3 separate regions of the Homo sapiens genome follow, and regions 1 and 3 are each linked to region 2. A link is an interaction called in ENCODE POLR2A ChIA-PET data of the cell type or tissue named here. Cell type or tissue: Panc1. All regions are shown on one strand.

Region 1 (4,000 bases), 89 kb before region 2:
GTTTGGTCTACACCTCACACCTTGAATGAAAACAGGTTCCAAAATGGGTCCAAGATTTACCCACTGTAACAAACAAAAAAAATGACAAATGAACTGTATTACTGTATTAGTTATCTATCTCCGCATAACAAATTAACCCCAGATTTAGCAGCTTTAAACAACAAACATTTATTATCTATGGTTATGGGGGTCAGGAATCCAGGAGCAGCATAACTGGGTTCTGCCTCAGTATCTCTCATCAGGTTGCAGACAAGATATTGGCTCAGGCTGCAGTTTTGTTGTTGTTGTTGTTGTTGTTTTAAGAGACGGGGTCTCACTCTGTTGCCCAGGCTGGAGTGCAGTGGCTATTAACAAGCACAATCATAATGTCATAACTACAGCCTCAAACTCCTGGGCTCAAGTTATCCTCCGGCCTCAGCCTCCTGAGTAACTGGGACTACAGGCATGTGCCACCAACGGGCTGCAGTCATTTGAAGGCTCAACTGGAGGAGGCTCCCATTTCAAGGTCACTCATGTTGTTGTTGGCCAACCTTAATTCCCCGTTGGCTGTTGGACTGAGACCTCATTTCTCACCACTGGTTCATGCCAAGTCCAACCCAGATGTGCCCAGTTAAGCAGCTCTCCTGCAAGCAATGAGTCAGGAATTCAAGCTCTCTATCCAGTAACTCCACTGTCCCCAGGAATCTTGGACTCTTCTCCTGCATCCAGCCAGCTGGTAGGCAAGGGGAGAACATGGATGGTTGCATGAAAAGTTTGAAGAGCCACCCCTGAAAAAGGCACACATCACTTCTCCCCGCATTCCATTGGCCAGAATTCGACATGATGCTAGGGGGCTGGGAAACATAGCTCTCCTGTGTGCCCAGGAGAAAAATAAATCGGTTTGGTGAGCACATGGTATTGTGTCTGCCATGGGCCTGTAGGTAAGGATATCTGCTCTTCACCAGCCAGGGCTTGGCTGTCCAATGGAAGAACTCCTTCTTTTCAGCTCTTCAAATCACAAGTCAAGTGACTCAATGACTGAGTCAATAGGGAGAATTAGTGCACCCCAGCACCTGAACTTTATGAGGTCTCCAACTTGGTTTGGTTTCACTGGCCCCCTCATTCCTTCCTTTCCCAGGGAGGCCCTGACTTGTATCAACAACTGCTGAATTACATTACATGTACAGTGTCAGTGTGTCAATGTTACTAGAAACTTCTAAAATGCTACCCAAGGAGCTTTACTGAATATCCTTCTATTTATTTCCCCAGGTGTACCCTTGCATTTCTCCACCCTGCCCTGTCCCTTGGGAGGCAGATCCAAACACATTGTGTGTCAGTGCCCTGACCCAGGTGCGTTCTGTCAGCAGGAGGCACCAGCGGGTATCTGGAAAGTGGAGTGGGAGTGGGGCTGTCAGGTGCTTATTTCCCTGGCTCCTTCTTGTCAGGTCACCATGGATTGTGGTGTCTTTAACTTTTTTCAAAATGTTGAGATACAATTTAAGCTGGGCAAATTTAGCACTGTCTGTAGTCCCGGCTACTCGGGAAGCTAAGGCAGGAGAGTCGCTTGAGGCCAGGAGTTCAGGACCACCCTGGGTAACATAGCAAGACTGTGTCTCAAAAAACAAAACAAAACAAAACCAAAACAGGCAATGACAAAAAATGAGACAAAATTCACAAGTTGGCTGGGTGCAGTGGCTCATGCCAGTAATCCCAGTACTTTGGGAGGCTGAGGTGGGCAGATCACTTGAGGTCAGGAGGTCAGTGGCCTACACAGTGAAATCCCATCTCTACTAAAAATACAAAAATTAGCTGGGCCTGGTGGCACGTGCTTGTAATCCTAGCTACTTGGGAGGCTAAGGCAGGAGGATAGCTTGAACCCGGGAGGCAGAGGCTGCAGAGAGCCAAGATTGCGCCATTGCAATCCAGCCTGGGCAACAGAGTGAGACTCAATCACAAAAAAAAAAAAAATTCGCAAGTCATAAAATTTACCATTTTAACCATTTTAAAGTGTACAATTTAGAGATTTTTAGTATATTCACAATCTTGTACATTACAGGGGTGTCCAATCTTTTAGCTTCCCTGGGCCACATGGGAAGAATAATTGTCTTGGGCCACACATAAAATACACTAACACTAACGATAGTTGATGAGCTAAAAAGAATCACAAAAAATCTCCTAATGTTTTAAGAAAGTTTACACATTTGTGCCAGACCGCATTCAAAGATGTCCTGGGCCACATGTGGCCTGCGGGCCTCTGGTTGGACAAACTTGTCATAGAACCATCACTGCTATCTAATTCCAGGACGTTTATGTCATCCTCCAATAAACTTTGTATATTTCAACCTCCCTCTGCCCCTTTTCCCTGGCAACCACAACCTCCACGGACTGTTGCATCATGTCCTCTCCTAATGCCATGACTCTGCTGAGTTGTCCTGCCTAGGAAGCTTGCTTTTCCTTTCCCTTGCCTTCCTAGGAAGCTTGCTTTTCCCTTCCCTTCCCTTCCCTTCCCTTCCCTTCCCTTCCCTTCCCTTCCCTTCCCTTCCTTCCCTTCCCTTCCCTTCCCTTCCCTTCCCTTCCCTTCCCTTCCCTTCCCTTCCCTCCCCTCCCCTCCCCTCCCCTCCCCTCCCCTCCCCTCTCCTCCCCTCCCCTCCCCCTCCCTCCCCCTCCCTCCCCCTCCCTCTCCTTCCTTCCCTCCCTCTTTCGTTTTCTTTCTTCTTTCTTTTCCTTTTTCTTTTCTTCTTTCCTTCTTCTCCTTCCTCCCTTCCTTCCTTCTCCCCCTCCCTCTTTTCTTTTCTTTCTTCCTCCTTTTCTTTCTTCTTTCTTTTTCTCTTTCTTTCTTTCCTTTCTTTTTCTCTTTCTTTCTTTCCTTTCTTTTTCTTTATTTCTTTCTTTTTCTTCTTTCTTTCTTTCTTTTCCTTTCTCTCTTTCCCCTCCATCCCTTTCCTTCTTTCATCCTTTTCCTTCATTCCTTCCTTTTCTTTCTTTCTTCCCTTTCTTTCTTTCCTCTCTTTTCTTTTCTTCTTTTTTTGAGACAGAATCTCACTCTGTCACCCAGGCTGGAGTGCAGTGGCATGATCTTGGCTCACTGCAACCTCTGCCTACCAGGTTCAAGCAGTTCTTCTGTCTCAGCCTCCCAAGTAGCTGAGACTACAGGTGCCTACCACCATGCCTGGCTAACTCTTGTATTTTTAGTAGAGATGGGGTTTCACCACATTGGTCAGGCTGGTCTTGAACTCCTAACCTCAGGTGATCCGCCCGCCTCGGCCTGGGCCTCCCAAAGTGCTGGGATTACAGGCATGAGCCACTGTGCCCTGCCCCTCCCATCCCCTCCCCTTCCCTTCCCTTCATCTCACTCTGTCACCCAGGCTGCAGTGCAGTGGTACAATCATAGCTCACTGCAGGCTCGAACTCCTGGGTTCTGGCAATCCTCCCACCTCAGTCTCCCAAATACCAGGGATTATAGGTGTGTACCACCATGAGCAGCTACATTTAAAAAAAATGTTTTGTAGAGATAGGGTCTTGCTATATTGCCCAGGCTGGTCTACAACTCCTGAGCTCAAACAATCTTCCTGCCTCAGCCTCCCAAAGTATTGGGATTGCAGAAGTGTGCCACCACGCCCAGCCACACAGCAGGATTTCAAAGAGCCTTTAGTCTGTGCATGTGCACTGTGGTTCTCTGAAGGAGACGTGATAGGCAGGGGAGCCCAGGGTCACTCATGGAAAAATGCTGTTTAGGGAAGGACTTGGCCAGCATTGCTCCAGAAGCCTGCTGGGCCACCAAGTCCTGACATTGTCCTAGCTGGAGGTCTCTATCCAGGGTGTGGATGCTGAGCTATCAGTGTGCACAGGAGCAGGGCCCTGGGCTGCCCCTCAGGGCCCAGCAGGCCTGTCCCAAGGGCCTGACATCACACCCCATAAACAGGCCCCACTGCCTTCACCTGAGCACAGCCTCTGTCCTGCATGGTACCCCCCAACTTCATGTGCCTTCATTATCCAACGCCCTCTCCTGTCCCTTTAGATC
Region 2 (4,000 bases):
TGGTTGGTAGGTTGTGATTAAAAAAAAAAAAACAGTGGGCTATCTGATTTTAATGTTTATGAAGTGAAGCATTTTAGGATATACGGCAAGCTTCTGGATGCAACTGAGAACTGGTGGCTGAGATGGAATGCGGAAGATTGTTGATGATGAGATAAGGTTAAAGAACTGGGAAATCAGAGGGTTGGAATTTGGTGGAATTCAGTGTGATAGCAAAATTGGGATGGAGGAGTAGATTATAAATATGGTGTAAAATCCTTAAATACATGAACAGTGAATAAGAGGTTGAATAAGAGGTTGTTGGATGACAAGTATTAGGAAGATTAGAGGGTAACTAGCACAAGCCTTAAAAGAAGGGGCTTTAATTTTTTTTTTTTTTTTTTTTTTTTGAGACAGAGTCTCGCTGACGCCCAGGCTGGAGTGCAGTGGCACAGTCTTGGCTGACTGCAACCTCTGCCTCCCGGGTTCAAGCGATTCTCCTGCCTCATCCTCCCGAGTAGCTGGGATTATAGGCGCCTGTCACCACACCTGGCTAATTTTTGTATTTTTGGTAGAGACGGGGTTTCACTATATTGGCCAGGGTGGTCTTGGACTCCTGAACTCAGGTGATCCGCCCGCCTCGGCCTCCCAAAGTGCTGGGATTACAGGTGTGAGCCACCATGCCCGGCCACTACTTTTTTTTTTTTTTTTTAAATCTTTCCTTACTTATTTTTGTTGTCTTTTTATTATTATTTGTTTAGTCTTACACAAGAAAATCAGAGAAGCCAAGAAGGGGCTCTTATATAACAGGGTGGAGGAGTAATCATTTTATAAAGAGGCTCTGGAGAGTCAGCATATCAGTGTCCCCAAACTGTCCTGCTCTGAAATAGTAGGGAGGGCTGCAGGAAAAGAGGCACCCTTAGTCCAGTGTAGGGCAAAGAAGTGGTAGAAAGAATGAACCCCAGGTGTCCTTTTAATTTTTTTTAGAAACAAGGTCTTTCTCTGTTGCCCAGGCTGGAGTGCAGTGGTGCGATCATTGCTCACTGCAACCTTAAACTCCTGGGCTTAAGTGATCCTCCTACCCCCACTTCCTGAGTAGCTAGGACTATAGGAACGTGCCACCACTCCTGGCTGATTTTCAAAATTTTTTTTTGTAGAGAGAGTCTTGCTTTGTTGCCTAGGCTGGTCTCTGACTCCTGGATGCAAGTGATCCCCCTGCTTTGGCCTGCCGCCCCTCCCACCCCAAGTGCTGGGATTACAGGCGTGAGCCACCACACGTGGCCAATATTGACATTTTAAAATATAACATGCAGTTTAGATGTCATAGTGATTTCTTTTAACTTTTTTAAATTGTAAAATAAAACAGAAAACCACACAAAAGGGTCTAGCTTAATTAATTATTAGAAGAGGAACACTCCTGTAACCATTACCTAAGTTAGGAAATAGAATTGTGCCAGCCAGTTTAGAAGTTCTTTCATGCATCACTTCCTCCTTCCTCACCCTCAAAGTATTTTGTTTGTTTGTTTGTTTGTTTTTGTTTTTGGAGATGGTCTCGCTCTGTTGCCCAGACTGGAGTACAGTAATGCAATCATGTTTCACTGCAGCCTCAATCTTCTGGGCACAGGTAATCTTCCTGCCTCAGCCTCCTGAGAAGTTGGGACCACGGGTGTGTACCATCACAGTCAGCTAATTTTTTTTGATTTTAGTAGAGACAAGGTCTTGAACTCCTGAGCTCAAGTAGTCCTCACACCTTGGCCTCCCAAAGTGTTGGTATTACTGTCATGAACCAGTGCTTCTGGCCCATAATTATTTTCTTGCTTGCAAATGCCATAATTACTTGCTGTTCATTCTCTTTTTAAAATTTTTTCTTTAATAATTTTTCTTTCTTACAAGTCCCCATTATGCCCCAGAAACTGTTCACTTTCGTATGTTTAAAAAAATACAAGAACATGCTCTTCAATAGCCAGAATATAGTGTTCCTTGTTCTTTTTGAAATTGTATTTCTATCCTACTTCCCCTTCAGAATTTTATCCTAATGATTATAGTATTTATGTTTAGTCTTTTAGTGGTCATCCTTTTCATAATTCTTGGTATAAAAATATGTATATGCATTTAAATTCAAATTTTTAAGAGCCGAGGCTGGTACAAAAATATGTATATGCATTTAAATTCAAATTTTTAAGGGCTGTGACCGGGCGCGGTGGCTCATGCCTGTAATCCTAGCACTTTGGGAGGCTGAGGTAGGCAGATCACTTGAGGTCAGGAGTTTGAGACCAGCCTGGTCAACATGGTGAAACCCCGTCTCTGCTAAAAATAAAAAAATTAGCTGGGAATGGTGACTCGCGCCTGTAGTCCCAGCTACTCAGGAGGTTGAGACAGGAGAATATCACTTGAACGTGGGAGGTGGAGACTGCACCACTGCCTTATTGACAGAGCAAGACTCTGTCTCCAAAAAAAAAAAAAAAAAAAAAAAAAGAGTTGGGCACTGTGGCTGAAGCTTGTAATCCCAGTACTTTGGGAGGCTGAGATGGGAGGATCGCCTGAGTCTAGGAGTTTGAGACCAGCCTGGGCAACATAAAAAAAACATAAAAAAATCCTGTCTCTACAGAAAAAAAAACTCTACAGCTTTTAGGAATTTTATGTGACTGTAGTGCTCTAAACTGTTTTAAAAATAATTCTGTACTACATCATGATCACAGTTATCAGTGCTTTTATTTTTTTAATCAAATGCTCTCAGAATATTTGATCAAACTTGAATGCTATAATCAAACTTGAATGCTGTATATATTAAAGATAAAATTTATTGGAAATGTATCTTTTAAGAGATGAGTGGGCTTTTTTCAGTTAGTTTATATATATATGAATGAATGTTATTGCTAAAGTATATAAAGGTTTTGGACAAAAAAGTTCTTTGGCATCAATTTTATTCCTATTTTTTGTTGTTTTTTGTTGTCAAGATGGAGCCTCGCTGTGTTGCTCAGGCTGGAGTGCGTGGCTACTCACACAGGTGTGATCATAACAGCAGCCTCAAATGAACCGCTGGCCACAGTGCCCTGGGTAGCTCTAGGTGGGACTATAAGCACGTACTGCTATGTCCCTGTTATTCCTTTTTCTTTTTTTTTTTGAGACTGAGTCTCGCTCTGTCGACGGGGCTCACTGCCACCTCTGCCTCCCAGGTTCAAGCGATTCTTCTGCCTCAGCCTCCCAAGTAGCTTGGACTACAGGTGTGTGCTACTACGCCCGGCTAATTTTTTGTATTTTTTAGTAGAGATGGGGTGTCACCGTGTTAGCTAGTCTGGTCTCGATCTCCTGACCTCGTGATCTGCCCACCTCTGCCTCCCAAAGTGCTGGGATTACAGGCGTGAGCCACCGCACCTGGCCTGATGGTTGCTTTGAGATAAAATAAATTAATAGAAAGTATTTAGAATACTACCAGGCACATACCGAGGGCTTATATAAATATAGTTCAGCTTTGTTTTACTTTGAGTTTTAATTGTGAGTGAAATTGAGTATCCTTCATAAGTTATTTAATTCATTATAGATATATATTTTAATGAATTGCTTCTTTGTGTTCTTGGCTTATTATTTATTCATTTATTTTTGAGGCAGAGTCTTGCTCTGTTGCCCAGGCTGGAGTGCAGTGGTGCTATCTCAGCTCACTACAACCTCTGCCTCCTGGGTTCAAACAATTCTTGTGCCTCAGCCTCCCAAGTAGCGAGGACGACTGGCATGTGCCACCACGCCTGGCTGGGTTTTTTTTGTCTTTTTAGTGGAGACAGGGTTTCACCATGTTGGCCACACTGGTCTCGAACTTCTGGCCTCAAGTGATCTGCCTGACTCGGCCTCCCAAAGAGCCGGCATTATAGGCCTGAGCCATTGTGCCTGGCCCCTAGCGCCATTTTCTACTGGGACATTGGACTTACTGATGTGTAAGGATTCTTGGTATATTAAGGAATTTACCTTTTGTGTTTCCCTAGCAACTAATGATAAGCATTTTTCATGTGTGTATTCTTTTTTTTTTTTG
Region 3 (4,000 bases), 83 kb before region 2:
TGAAATGTATTCACTTTCATGAGAACAGCAGAGGAAAAACCTGCCCCCATGATTCAATTACTTCCCACCCAATCCCTCCCATGACATGTGGGGATTATGGGAGCTACAATTCAAGATGAGATGTCGGTGGGGACACAGCCAAATCATATCACCTGGTTTCCAGGCAACACTTGGCTTTTCCCTTGCTGGCCCTCTGGAGTGACTGGGCTTTTGCTGGGAAGGAGTCCCACCCGTTTTCATTTTGCAGGGTGTTCACTTCTCTCAGCTAAGCCAATATTCCCAGTGTCTTCTCTCACACACTTAATTTTACTGAAGTCTGAAGACTGTCTAGGGAAAAAAAATTGAGATGGGTCCCAAGGGTAGTCACTCTGTTTTTAGTTATAGAGCCACCTGTCTCCTTCTACTTTGTCCAAGTCAAGCCTCTCCTCTTGCAACTTTAAATAGACATTTTTTTTTGAGACAGAGTTTTGCTCTTGTTGCCCGGGCTGGAGTGCAGTGGCATGATCTCGATCTCACTGCAACCTCCGCCTCCTGGGTTCAAACAATTCTCCTGCCTCAGCCTCCCAAGTAGCTGAAATTACAGCCCACCACCACGCCCAGCTAATTTTTTCTTTTTTTTTTTAGTAGAGACGGGGTTTCACCATGTTGGCCAGGCTGGTCCCAAACTCCTGACCTCAGGTGATCCACCCAACTCGGCCTCACAAAATGCTGGGATTACAGGTGTGAGCCACCGCACCTGGCCATAAAGAGACGTTTTTAACATTTACATTATTTTATATCAAGCTGACCTCTCATTAAGACATTGATATAGTTTGGATATTTGCCCCCCCTTAAAATCTCATGTTGAAATTTGATCCCCAGTGTTGGAGGTCTGGCCTAATGGGAGGTGTTTGGGTCATGGGGGTAGATCTTTCATGAATGGCATGGTGCCATTCTTTTGGGAGTGAGTGAGTCTTCCCTATGAGTCCCTGTGAGAGCTGATTGTTAAAGAGGGCCTGGCCCCTCCTCCTCTCTTGTTCCTTTCTCGTGACACATTCCCCCATGAATGGAAGCAGTCCGAGGCCTTCACCAGATGCAAATGCCAGCACCATGCTTCTTGTATAGCCTGAGAACTGTGAGTCAAAGAAACCTCTTTTCTTTATAAATTACCCAGCCCCAGTGTTCCTTTATAGCAACACAAATGGGCTAAGACAGATATATAAATATAGCCTGTGATGGGGGAAGAGTAGACCAAAAAGAGGATAGATAGTGATGGATTATCTTGCTTCCAAGCTAGGAAAATGCTTCATGATATTCGAATGTGCAAGAATGGCCAGGCGCAGTGGCTCACACCTGTAATCCCAGCACTTTGGGAGGCTGAAGAGGGCAGATCACTTGAGGTCAGAAGTTTGAGACCAACCTGGCCAACATGGTCAAACCCTGTCTCTACTCAAATACAAAATCAGCCAGGCATGGTGGTGGGCGCCTATAATCCCAGTTACTCGGGAGGCTGAGGCAGGAGAATAGCTTGAACCTGGGAGGCAGAGGTTGCAGTGAGTCAAGATCTTTCCACTGCACTCTAGTCTGGGTGACAGAGTGAGACCCTGTCTCAAAAAAAAAAAAAAAAAAGAAATTTGCAAGAATAACACATCCTGATGGGCAACTCTTGGTGCCACACCTAGGATGCCCCAGCAAAACTGCCCAGGACATTGTGGGAAAGGCCCTACCGAATATGCTTGCATCATGCTCTAGGTTCTTCTTGTTCTCCTGGAATAGTCCCTGATGCACCCGAGCTCTTCTAACAAACAAACATCTCCGCTGCTCCAAATTTCAGGTCAAAGTCTTTTTTTTTTTTTTTTTTTTTGAGACAGAGTCTCGCTCTGTCACCTGGGCTGGAGTGCAGTGGTGCGATCTCAGCTCACTGCAAGCTCTGCCTCCCACGTCACGCCATTCTCCTGCCTCAACCTCCCAAGTAGCTGGGACTTCAGGCCCCCGCCACCATGCCCCGCTAACTTTTTTGTATTTTTAGTAGAGACAGGGTTTCACCGTGTTAGCCAGGATGGTCTCTATCGCCTGACCTCGTGATCCACCTGCCTCAGCCTCCCAAAGTGCTGGAATTACAGGCATGAGCCACCGCGCTCGGCCGAAGTCAAAGTCTTCTTCAACACCTTGGCCAGAGTTAGTGTCTCTTTCACTTAAGCTTGTCATGTAACCTTGGCCAAGTCACCACCCACTGAGCCCGGGACCTCATTGGTACACTGGGGATAATAATACCAAACTTAGGAGTATGGTGAGGATGAAAGGAGACAGTAGAAAACAAGTTGATCCCCTAGGATGTTCACAGGCATTCATTATATCTGAATCACAAATGACTTACTAATAAGCTTTTTAATGCGGCTTCATTTGATTCTAGATTGGTTGATCTTAAGCAAAGGTAAATTCTTTAAAATACTTATTTGCCTGTTTACAACAATTATTTATTTTTATTGTAGAAAATTTGGAAAGGGTACAAATAATCAAATAAAGGTGACTAGTCACTCTACACAACCACATTCAAACTCCCCACACAATTCTCCGTCACCGCCATTTTAGTGGCTGCCCAGGATATGGTTCCATGGATCTAGTGTCCTGTCCTATTGCTGATGGCTTAGGTTACTTCCAATTGCTCAGTGTTGCCAAGAATGCTGTGATAAATAGCCTTATAAATAAACTGTGGTGCACATTCAGTGCTATTTCTTTAGGATTCTTAGAATTATTATTATTATTATTAATTATTATTTTGAGACAGGGTCTTGCTCTGTCGCCCAGGCTGGTGTGTAGTGGTGCGATCTTGGCTCATTGCAGCCTCTGTCTCCCAGGTTCAAGTGATTCTCCTGCCTCAGCCTCCCGAATAGCTGGGATTACAGATGTGTACCACCATACCTGGCTTATTTTAGTATTTTTAGTAGAGACAGGGTTTCACCATGTTGGCCAGGCTGGTCTCGAACTTCTGACCTCAAGTGATCCATCTGCCTCAGCCTCCCAAAGTGCTGGGATTACAGGCATGAGCCACTGCGCTCGGCCTCTATTATTTATGCATTTAAAGACCAGGTTTCACTATATTGTCCAGGCTGGTCGCCAACTCCTGGCCTCAAGCAATCCTCCCACCTCAGCCTCTCAAATCATTTGAGATTTACAAGTGTGAGATACCACACCCAGCCAGAAGTAAAATGTCTAAGACAAAGCCCAAGCATCATTATAGAGGGCCACTTCAGAGAGTGATGGGAGTTTGGACCCTAAGGTGTAATCACAGCCTGCCCATCTGCAGACATGGCCTGCCCCCACCATGATCTCCACAAACAGGGCCCACAATAGCTGGCAAGGAGGTCCAGGGCCCTAGTGACAACTCTTTTTTTTTTTTTTTTTTTGAGACAGAGTCTTGCTTTGTTGCCCAGGCTGCAGTGCAATGGCAATATCTCGGCTCACTGCAACCTCTGCCTCCCAGGTTCAAGCGATTATTCTGCCTCAGCCTCCTGAGTAGCTGGGATTACAGGCGTGTGCCATCACGGCCGGCTAATTTTTGTATTTTTAGTAGAGACAGGGTTTCACCACGTTGGTCAGGCTGGTCTCGAACTCCTGACCTCAGGTGATATGCCTGCCTCGGCTTCCCGAAGTGCTGGGATTACAGGCAAGAGCCACAGCGCCCGGCCTATTTTTAGTTATTTATTTATTTTTGAGACAGAGTTTCCCTCTTGTCACCCAGGCTGGAGTGCCGTGGTGCGATCTCGGCTCACTGCAACCTCTGCCTCCCAGGTTCAGGTGATTCTCCGGCCTCAGCCTCCAAAGTAGCTGGGATTACAGGCGCCCATCATCAAGCCCGGCTAATTTTTTGTATTTTTAGTAGAGACGGGGTTTTGCCATGTTGGGCAAGCTGGTCTCAAACTCCTGACCTCAGGTGATCCTCCCGCCTTGACCTCCCAAAGTGCTGGGATTACAGACATGAGCCATCGTCCCCAGCCTCTTCTCGAGATTTAAACCAAGG

Evidence for each region. Peaks named below come from ENCODE experiments on the same cell type or tissue, not always from the same donor. Only the 100,000 strongest peaks of a DNase experiment are listed, where the experiment ranks them.
Region 1: POLR2A ChIA-PET joins it to region 2 with 5 read pairs; 3 of 35 experiments call an interaction of 5 or more read pairs at or near these places.
Region 3: POLR2A ChIA-PET joins it to region 2 with 5 read pairs; 6 of 35 experiments call an interaction of 5 or more read pairs at or near these places.

What each region holds. Positions count from the first base shown.
Region 1 is chr10:86,593,040-86,597,039 of GRCh38, reverse strand. No RefSeq gene overlaps it. Among named protein-coding and RNA genes, the nearest start is that of OPN4, 60 kb to the left of the region's middle. In Panc1, no CTCF peak of the experiment used is centred here; no DNase peak of the experiment used is centred here.
Region 2 is chr10:86,503,752-86,507,751 of GRCh38, reverse strand. All of the region lies in intron 2 of WAPL (WAPL cohesin release factor), which reads left to right. Among named protein-coding and RNA genes, the nearest start is that of WAPL, 16 kb to the left of the region's middle. RefSeq lists an enhancer at 3,540-4,000. In Panc1, no CTCF peak of the experiment used is centred here; a DNase peak (open chromatin) is centred at 1,501.
Region 3 is chr10:86,587,027-86,591,026 of GRCh38, reverse strand. No RefSeq gene overlaps it. Among named protein-coding and RNA genes, the nearest start is that of OPN4, 66 kb to the left of the region's middle. In Panc1, no CTCF peak of the experiment used is centred here; no DNase peak of the experiment used is centred here.